2 separate regions of the Homo sapiens genome follow, and region 2 is linked to region 1. A link is an interaction called in ENCODE POLR2A ChIA-PET data of the cell type or tissue named here. Cell type or tissue: A673. All regions are shown on one strand. Links, peaks and the distances in the headings refer to the core of each region. The heading gives the core; the rest is flanking DNA.

What was found. ChIA-PET counts read pairs that join two places held together with the same protein. Peaks named below come from ENCODE experiments on the same cell type or tissue, not always from the same donor. Only the 100,000 strongest peaks of a DNase experiment are listed, where the experiment ranks them.
Region 2: POLR2A ChIA-PET joins it to region 1 with 11 read pairs; 1 of 35 experiments calls an interaction of 5 or more read pairs at or near these places.

Annotation. Positions count from the first base shown.
Region 1 is chr1:194,141,091-194,145,506 of GRCh38, reverse strand. All of the region lies in intron 6 of LOC124904475 (a long non-coding RNA gene), which reads right to left. It overlaps LOC124904476 (a long non-coding RNA gene), which reads right to left. Exons shown (of 3, transcript XR_007066778.1): 3 at 1,184-1,524. Among named protein-coding and RNA genes, the nearest start is that of LINC01031, 840 kb to the right of the region's middle. In A673, for the core only: no CTCF peak of the experiment used is centred there; DNase peaks (open chromatin) are centred at 2,246 and 2,866; H3K27ac peaks cover 3,165 bases.
Region 2 is chr1:192,488,068-192,492,483 of GRCh38, reverse strand. No RefSeq gene overlaps it. Among named protein-coding and RNA genes, the nearest start is that of RGS1, 85 kb to the left of the region's middle. In A673, for the core only: a CTCF peak has its summit at 431; DNase peaks (open chromatin) are centred at 2,563 and 3,233; H3K4me3 peaks cover 267 bases; H3K27ac peaks cover 2,497 bases.

The DNA.
Region 1 (4,416 bases), core at 233-4,232:
TTCTTTGGGGGATGGTGGCATTCAAATAGGGGCACTTATTTATAAGAATGCTGTAATTGTTCAAAAATCAGTGTTAGGACTGACACAAATATGCTATAAATTATGTTAAAACTGTAAAGTAAGTAAATCTGTTTCATAAAATTTATATTATATCAGTTTATATTGCTTTACCATGGTCTGTTACAAAGGTACACTGGTCTATCGAGTTGAAAAATCCATTAAATTCAGTCCAGGTGCTTGAGCCAAGGGCTTAATATTTTTTGTTGTTAGGTATTAATATACCATAAAGATAATACTAGACCCCTAAAGTTTAAGGACCTTGAGATTTCCTAAATAAAGAGGAAATAAATCAGCATAGTAAAAATGTAAGAGAAGAGTAAAATTTCAACCGTCAGAAATTATCTTTAAAATGTTTGAAATCCTTTTAAGAATAGTTGTGGTATCATTTCCCCAATGAGACTTCTTATCAAATTAAGTTATGTGCTCCTTCTATGTGTTTGCATAATACATGGATTCCTACTATCCTAACATTTAATCATACCGTATTGTAACTATGTGTTTAGTATTTGCCTTTTCCATTATACTATAAAAATCTTGCATGCTGTGCCATATTTTTTTAAGTTGAGATCACACTTAAGACCTCAACTTAAACTGTCCTTCTTCAGGGTCACGTGCCCTGACCTCCTTAATTAGGATACATTAACCTGTTACAATCACTCTAAGAACAGTCTATATGTTTTTGTTTGTTTGAGCACATATGCTAATTTCAATTAAGTATTAAATTTTTTGTTTGTTTTTTTACTGTCTGTTATCTCATGTTCCCTGAGATCAAAGATTATACAGGGCTTATGTTCTTCACTGCTGTATTCTCAGTATCTAGCCCAGTGCCTGGCAGCCAGTGCTCAACAAATGTTTAGGTCATCAGTCGTTATACACTCAATACATGCTTAGTAAATGTATCAAGGGCTTTCTAAAGTTTTTTGCATGAAAGCCTTTATTGCAATAACATCATTTGTAGCACTATAAATTATATATAACATAGTTTTATATATAATTTATAAGCAATATAAATTTATAAACTGTATAATTCATATATTCATAAATTATATATATAAATATATATATTCAACAAATCACAAGTCAGTAAGAAAAAGGCAAAGAACCCAATTAAAAATGGGCAAAATATCTAAAGAGACATTTCATCAGAAAGATACTCAAAAGTGGCCAATAAGTATATAAAAACTTGCTCTCAAGAAAAGGTCAACTAACATCTGTAAGGAGAGAACAACTGGCTAAAACAAAATAGAACTGTTAAAGATAAAATTATTTCCTATACTAAATATTTATGTAAGTGTAAGGAAATTGGAATGTTCATACATTACTACTACGAGCGTAAAATTATGCTACAATTTTGAACAACTGTTTAGAAGTTTCTAATTAAACATATACCTATTTTATGATCCAGTGATTCCTCATTTTCTGTATATATTCAAAGTAAATGAGTGCATAAACCAATATAAATATCTGTAAGAGAGTGTTCACGGAGGCATTATTTAGATAGTAAAAAACTGGAAACCAAATACTTATTACCAGGAAAACTGATTAACAAACTGTAGTATAGTCACACAATGAACTATCACATAACAACTTGAAATAATTCCTGCTACACGCAGAAATTAATAGATTTCAAAAATATTGTATCAAGTAAAATACTACAAACATGCAAATAAACCTATATATATATATATATAATCCTATTTATACAAAGTTTAGAAACAAGCAAAAAAAATTCATGCTTTAGAAATTTAAATAATGGCTACCTCTGTGATGGGAAGGGGTTTTACTAACTTGGAATGTGCATAAGGAACATAAGTATCAAAACTATTCTATCTCTTGGTCTAGATGATGGTTACCCTGATGTATATACATGTAAAACATATTTTATTCATACAGTTACATTAGCTTAACTAACACAAGTTAATACATGTATCTAGTTCTTCCAAAAGAAAAATTAAAAGGGAGAAAATTTGATGAAGGATGAGACGTTAATATTTTTCCTTTCAGATAATAAAACTTGTGTTAATAGCTGAGTTATTGCTATAAGAAATAAGAAATAAATCAATGGAACACAAGACAGAGTAGAGAAACAGCCCTCATACATAAATACTTTACATGTGAAAGAGATGGTATTTTAGGTCAATGAATAAAAAATGGAATTTACATCCAATAGAACCTGCACCTGCACTATAGCTTCTCCATTTCAGAAAGGAAGGAAAGAAGAATGGAAGGAAGGAAGGAAGGAAGGAAGGAAGGAAGGAAAGAAGGAAGGAAGGTCTCCACCTCAGATACTATGCAGAAATTATTATCAATTGGATTATAAACTTAACGTAAAAAAACTTTAAAGCTTTAGAATAAAACATGGAGGATTATCTTCTTCATAATAAAATATATTATTTATATAGTGTTTACTCAATCAAGCATTGTACACTACTTGGCACTTCCAAAGTTTATATTGATTTACTTATTCGATCTTCTCAATAATCTACTTTATGAGGAAGATACTAATATTATCCTCATTTTACAAGTGAAGAAGTAAGTCACAGAGGAGGTGTTTACTTTCCATTGCCGAATAACCACCAATTTATCAGCTTAAAACAACACCAGTTTATTATCTGTTTCTGTGGGTCGGGAAGGCAGAACACTTTAGATGAGTTTTCTGCGCAGGGACTCACAAGGCTGAAATCAATGTGTTGGCTGGCTGTGTCTTCATCTGGAATATCAAATAGGAAAGAACTACCCCAGGACTCTTCAAGTTGTTGGAAGAATCAATTTCCTCACGTGTGTAGAACTGAAATCCCCATTGTGTTGCTAGCAATTGAACCGCTTTCAGGGGTTACCTCCCTGATCCCCTTCATAGGCCGTCTCATACTTTAAATCATCTAACTTAAGGACCCCCTCCATAGGCCTAAGCGTCCCCACACTTCCATTCTCTATAATTTCAGGAAGGATTCAATCTATTTTAAGGACTCACCTGTTTAGGTCAGCCCTATTCAAGTAATCTTTCTTTTGATGAACAGGATGAGTGAGGACTTAAGCCAATTTGACTGGCTTAGAATTCCCAGTCACTGCATCATTATGTGCATAATGAATTATTATTTATGTAAAACACAAAACATGCAAACTAAAATGGAAAATAGTGATAAATTCCACTATTTTAAAATTTTATAAGACTGTTTCTCAAAAGATGTATTAGTATCAAAAGTATAATTACACTTATTAGTGTCAAAAGTATAATTACAATATGGAAATTACATCTGCAACAAATTGGAAAGAGATTGGATTGATCAGAGAGAGAGAGAAAGTGGGGAGAAAATAAAAATATATTTATGTACATATATGTATGTATAACCATACAAGTATATAATAAACTCATAAGAAAAAAACAGAAAAATGACAAAAATTGTGAACCAGTATTTCACAAAAGATAAATCAAAATGGCAAATAAACTTATGAAAAGATTCCTAATATAATGTACATACAGAAAATGCAAAATAAAATTCTAAGAGAGAGAATTCTACATTTATCAGATTGAAAAAAAAGGCAAGTTCACTACTACTGCTAAAAAATATTTATCCGATTTCTGGAACAATGGGAACATTCATTCACTGATGGTGAGTATATAATGGGAATGATTCTAAAGATTCGCCAGCAAGTATGGTGCCTGATTGAGGTGGATACTAGACTTTTTCAGGGTTAGGGGATTCCTTTCAATGACTTTTTTTTAATTTTAAATTAATGTTGTTGAATTTTACTGATGAATTTTTCAGATCTATTAATATGTGTATATATTTCCTATGTGGCATAAATTCTATGAATTTGATCCATTAATTTAGGGGATTCATATATAGTCTAATGTTTTATTCCATCCTGGTATCTATTTAGTCCTAAAGAGATTTTCCTACACTGTTTTTTTAATTATTATTCTGCTGTAATACCTTTAAGGTTTTTGCATGTTTGTTGACAGATGAGATTGACCTATAGTTATCTCATTTTTCTAGTATGACTTGTGCGTAACAAAATTATCTTATCTTTTAAAATAAATTAGAGTGTTCCCATTTTGAATACAGTTGGAAGTAAACTATGTTTTAAAATTTATGTTTTATTTTAACTAGGCCTGTGAAGAGTTTTGGACTAATCCTTTGCTAGGAGTCAATGGACAAATATGGGGATATTTATCATATAATTTGAATTGTTTATAACCATTGGTTTATCCACACATTCTGCTTCTTGCTATATGTTGATCAATGTTTGATTATTGTCACAGAATATCTCCCTGATAGTGTACAAGTGTTCCCTTTACTCTATATCCTAATATGTGTTATCTTTAATTTTTTTGATAATAGCTAATCTAACACA
Region 2 (4,416 bases), core at 161-4,160, 1.7 Mb after region 1:
ATTTCTTGGGAAGCAAACTGTCATGGAGGTTAGCATCCAGGATACTGACTAGGGAGTGCCCTTGGGAACAGGAGTGGGCAGAGGGAGGAATTGACCTGTGATACAATTTCAGCAATGGCTTCAGCTGATCCCACAGAGAGTTCAGTGCTCTGGTAGATTTCTGAGTCATCTTCAGTTGAGAAAACAGGATTTTATACTGAACAATTACCTTGGGAAAACAGCATGAAATACACTACACACAGGAAAGACAGAACAAACAATCCATAATGCTTTCTCTTTTTAAAATCAGTATTTGAAATTTTCTAGTAATTATCAAAGGTGACCAATGAGTGTGTATGTGCGTGTGTGTTTTGTTTTTGTATAATTAGTAACTTATGGATATATATGACCTTTCCAGTCATTTTTATTGTTGCTCCAACTGTTCCACAGTTTCGCCAGTGGGAGCTGCTCTAATTGGGTTCTCTGTCTCTTTGACATGTTCCCTGTAATCCTTGATTGCTTTCTTGCTTTTCAGCACAACAAGATGTTCCAGACTTATTCAACATATTGTCCAGCCAGTCCTGGAAACAATCAGTTCCCTGAGGACAGAATTAAAGTTTAGAGACCTGAATCTGGGCCCCAGGGGTGGTCATTACTACTGGTTTGCCACTGCTTCTGTAGCTTTTCAGTGAAGAGGTAGTTATGTAATATGTATCTAAAAAAATAAATTCAAGTTATGTATTTTAAAAATAAATTCAAGGTCTATATATTTTAGAAAAAGGAAAAATCATGTGTTCATGTTAATATTTATATTTAAATATATAATTACATGTCTTAATTTATGTTGTTCTACCTTGATAATTCTATACCTCTATTATTTTGCTTTTATACCTTTTCTCCCCAAATTTTCTTAAATTGAAACTCTTGGTTCCTAATTACATGTACATACTTATTTATCTTATACCATATACATATAGTAATTTCAAAATAACAATACAAACATTATTATCATTAACAATAATGCTGCCGAATAAAGCTTGTGATTTCTTTGTGGAGATTTTCATACTTGGGATATATCTCACTAGTGATACTAAAAAAAACCTGCGTTTTAAAGTCACTCGAAATAATTTTTCCCTGTGTGGTTTTGTCAACAATTTGATATGCAGTTAGATCCCTTTACTTCAAAAAATTTTGAGTAACTGCTTAGCTTTTATTTTTGAAATAATCACAGTTTTTGATTACATAGATAGAGCATAAAGCATTTACAGGGTTCCAAAGTGTGTGTGTATGTGTACATATGTATACAAATATGTATACATGTCTATGTAAATACACATACACACACACACACACACACACACACACACACACACATATTCAGAGACATCCATCTTCTGTCCCTGTGTCTTTTGCCATAAGTAACCATCCTAATAATTTTTATTTTATCATTCTATGGTTTCAAAATAAAAGCAAATTTATAGTTATAGTCTTTATTTGAAAGTATTTCTTTAAATTCAAAAATCAGAAAAACTTTCAAACATTGTCTTATTTTGCTTGACCTGGACTTGTAATTAGATGACTATATCAGATAGAAGATTGCTTCATTTTGCAGTATTTTAGAGCCAGAGAGTAGGACAACTTTTAATCAGAGACAGCAAGTACTATAAATCCTGAAGGAAATGTAAGCGGCATCTTATAAATGGAATATCAACTCATATTCATATAGTGATTTTCATTTTACACAGTAATTTCACTATGCATTTATTAATTTAATTTTCACAATAGCCTTATAAGTTTATCTCCATTTTACAAATTTAAAAATGAGACATGGGATAAAAATGACTTTCCCCAGGCCTTCCCAAGTTCACACAGCTAATTCTTGACAGAGGTAAGAGAAGAATTCAGGTCTTCTGCCTCTAACTCTGCATCATATGATACTGCATCTCAAATTACTTGCAAATACATATGGAACTCCTGTGTGTCTTAAACCATATTTTCTGTAGTTGCCATAAGTTACTCCAAATGAGTGTTAGAATTATAAAATTCTCTATTCCCTTTTAGGAGAGTCATGATACAAATTGACATTAATTAGTCTCTAAAACTTTATGTATTATTGGAATATGTTTAATTTTGTATTTCTTAATGCTTCCCAATTTTACAAGACCACAGAACATCCCTCTACCTACTCCCGCCAAATCTGGACTAAACCTGAAAAGATATCAAAGGAACATAGCTTTTTATTAAGTGTGAGTTAATCCATGAACGATAGCTTCAATCAGCAGTAATTTTCTTAACATAATTCATGCCTGAGGATTATATTCAGTTTAGCTGGACATCTATGGCACACCATAAGCCAAATTTTGAAGATTATTCATGTTAGAATTGGATTCAGTCGATCCTTAGTGACTTAACAATCAGGCCTTAATTGAAACACACACACACATTGTTATTGACAGTGTAGAAATACTGACTCATAGAAAAATTCACCCATATTTAGTTAGCAGACTAACAGGAACAGCAGCAGCAGCAGCAGCTGGTCATGCTTCTGTGTGTTGCTAGCAACAAGAAACCATGACAGCAAGGCCCCAAACAGGAACCTCCTGCATTTTCTCATCTGTGATGAGGCACACTGATGCTGGGGATTAATGAGCCTGAAGATATAAAGCAGTGTTTACCACTGGAAAATGTCTCCTACACTAAAAGCAGAGGTAAGTATCAATGCAAACCGAGTGCAGCTATAAAGCCTTGATTTCTCTGGAAATTTATGTACAAACTAATACAAATAAATACTACATTTACTTGAAATAACATGATATTCTTTATTGTCTTAATTTTTGTCATTTTTATTATGATTATTTTAAGTCAACTTGACATATTTTTAGAAAATAGAGAAAACTGTTTTGAAGAAAGAATAGGCACTTAGTAAACTGGATTTTTTTTTTTCTTTCTTAAATTCTAAAAATTTCCTTAAGAATTAAAAACTTTTAAGAAGTAGTTTTATAGAGAGGAAGAGAAAATCTCTGGAGAGTTACATGACACTCAGAGGGTAAGGGGTAAATTAAAAACATGTGTCATGGATGAATTCTTATAAACAATGGGGCAATTAATTATAGGATTGATTTTTTTCCTAAGGTAATTTAAATTTAGTCATCCATCAAGGACCATCAAATTATTGTTTACTGAGTGCACAGGATCCTGATGAGCTCTGTGGGAAATGAAACCCAGATGTGGGGAATTCTAGGTCCATAGTTGCTGCTCTCAGTGGGATGGCAGGCCAGCAGGATCACTAGGCATATGGTAATTATAACATTAGTATCTATACACGTGTAACTACCAAGTCATTCATTAGATTAAAGCACTGAGTGCATGTGTTTGCTTGATAGGGCTGCTGTAACAAAGTATACCACAGACTGGATGGCTTACACAATAGAAATTTATTTTCTCACAATTCTGGAGGCTAGAAGCCTTAGATGAGGGTGTTAGCAAGGTTGATTTCTTAAGAGGCCTCTCTCCTTGTCTTCACCTTGTGTATTCACATGGTCCTCCCTCTATACATGTTTATGCCCTAATTTTCTCTTCTGATTGGACATTAGTCATATTAGGGCCCACTTTGCTTATTTATTTTTAATTATCATCGCTTTACAGACTCTATTTCTAAATGCATTCACATTCTGAGTTTTATAACTTCAACATGTGAATTTTGAGGGGACCTAACTCAGTCCATAATAGTGTATTTAAAAAACTAAAAGACGTTTGAAGAGGGAGATATGATGCAACTTGAGGGAGTATAGTATCAATTCAAATATCACCCCTTACCATAAAATATCTATGCTATGAATAGGCCAGCAGGCATGCAGGCTAGCAGGATGACAAGACATATGACATTGGCATGTTTGAAGTCCCAGACCAGTTTTCCAGAATAACAATTTGAATAGTATTCTATACAAATATGAATAGTATTCTATTCGAATATGAATATGAATAGAATACTATTCATATTGTTATTTGAATAGTATGCAAATATGAATATGAATAGAATACTATTCATAGTATAGAATATTTTATGGTAAGGGGAGATATTTGAATTGAGCAGTGAACAAATGGAAGCCTTGAAAAGTTAGAGAAAAAGTGGAAAGAGGTTTTTCTAAAGGGAAGCCTGTATCATCAGAGGCCAAGGAAAATAAAGCCCCTGATGGATTCAGGAGATGGGTAATACCACAGTTTGCCTACAGGGGACATAGAAGGGAAGTAGGAGGTGAGAAACTGATATCAGTTGCCCCTTCTGGGATATACCAGGAAAGACACACTTTCATCTGTACAGCATTCTTGTTCAGATTACATAAACTTTATCTGATTATCTAAAATATCCAAATTGTTATTCTGGAAAACAACTGGTCTGGGCCTTCAAATATGCCAATGCTATGAAAAATAAAAGAG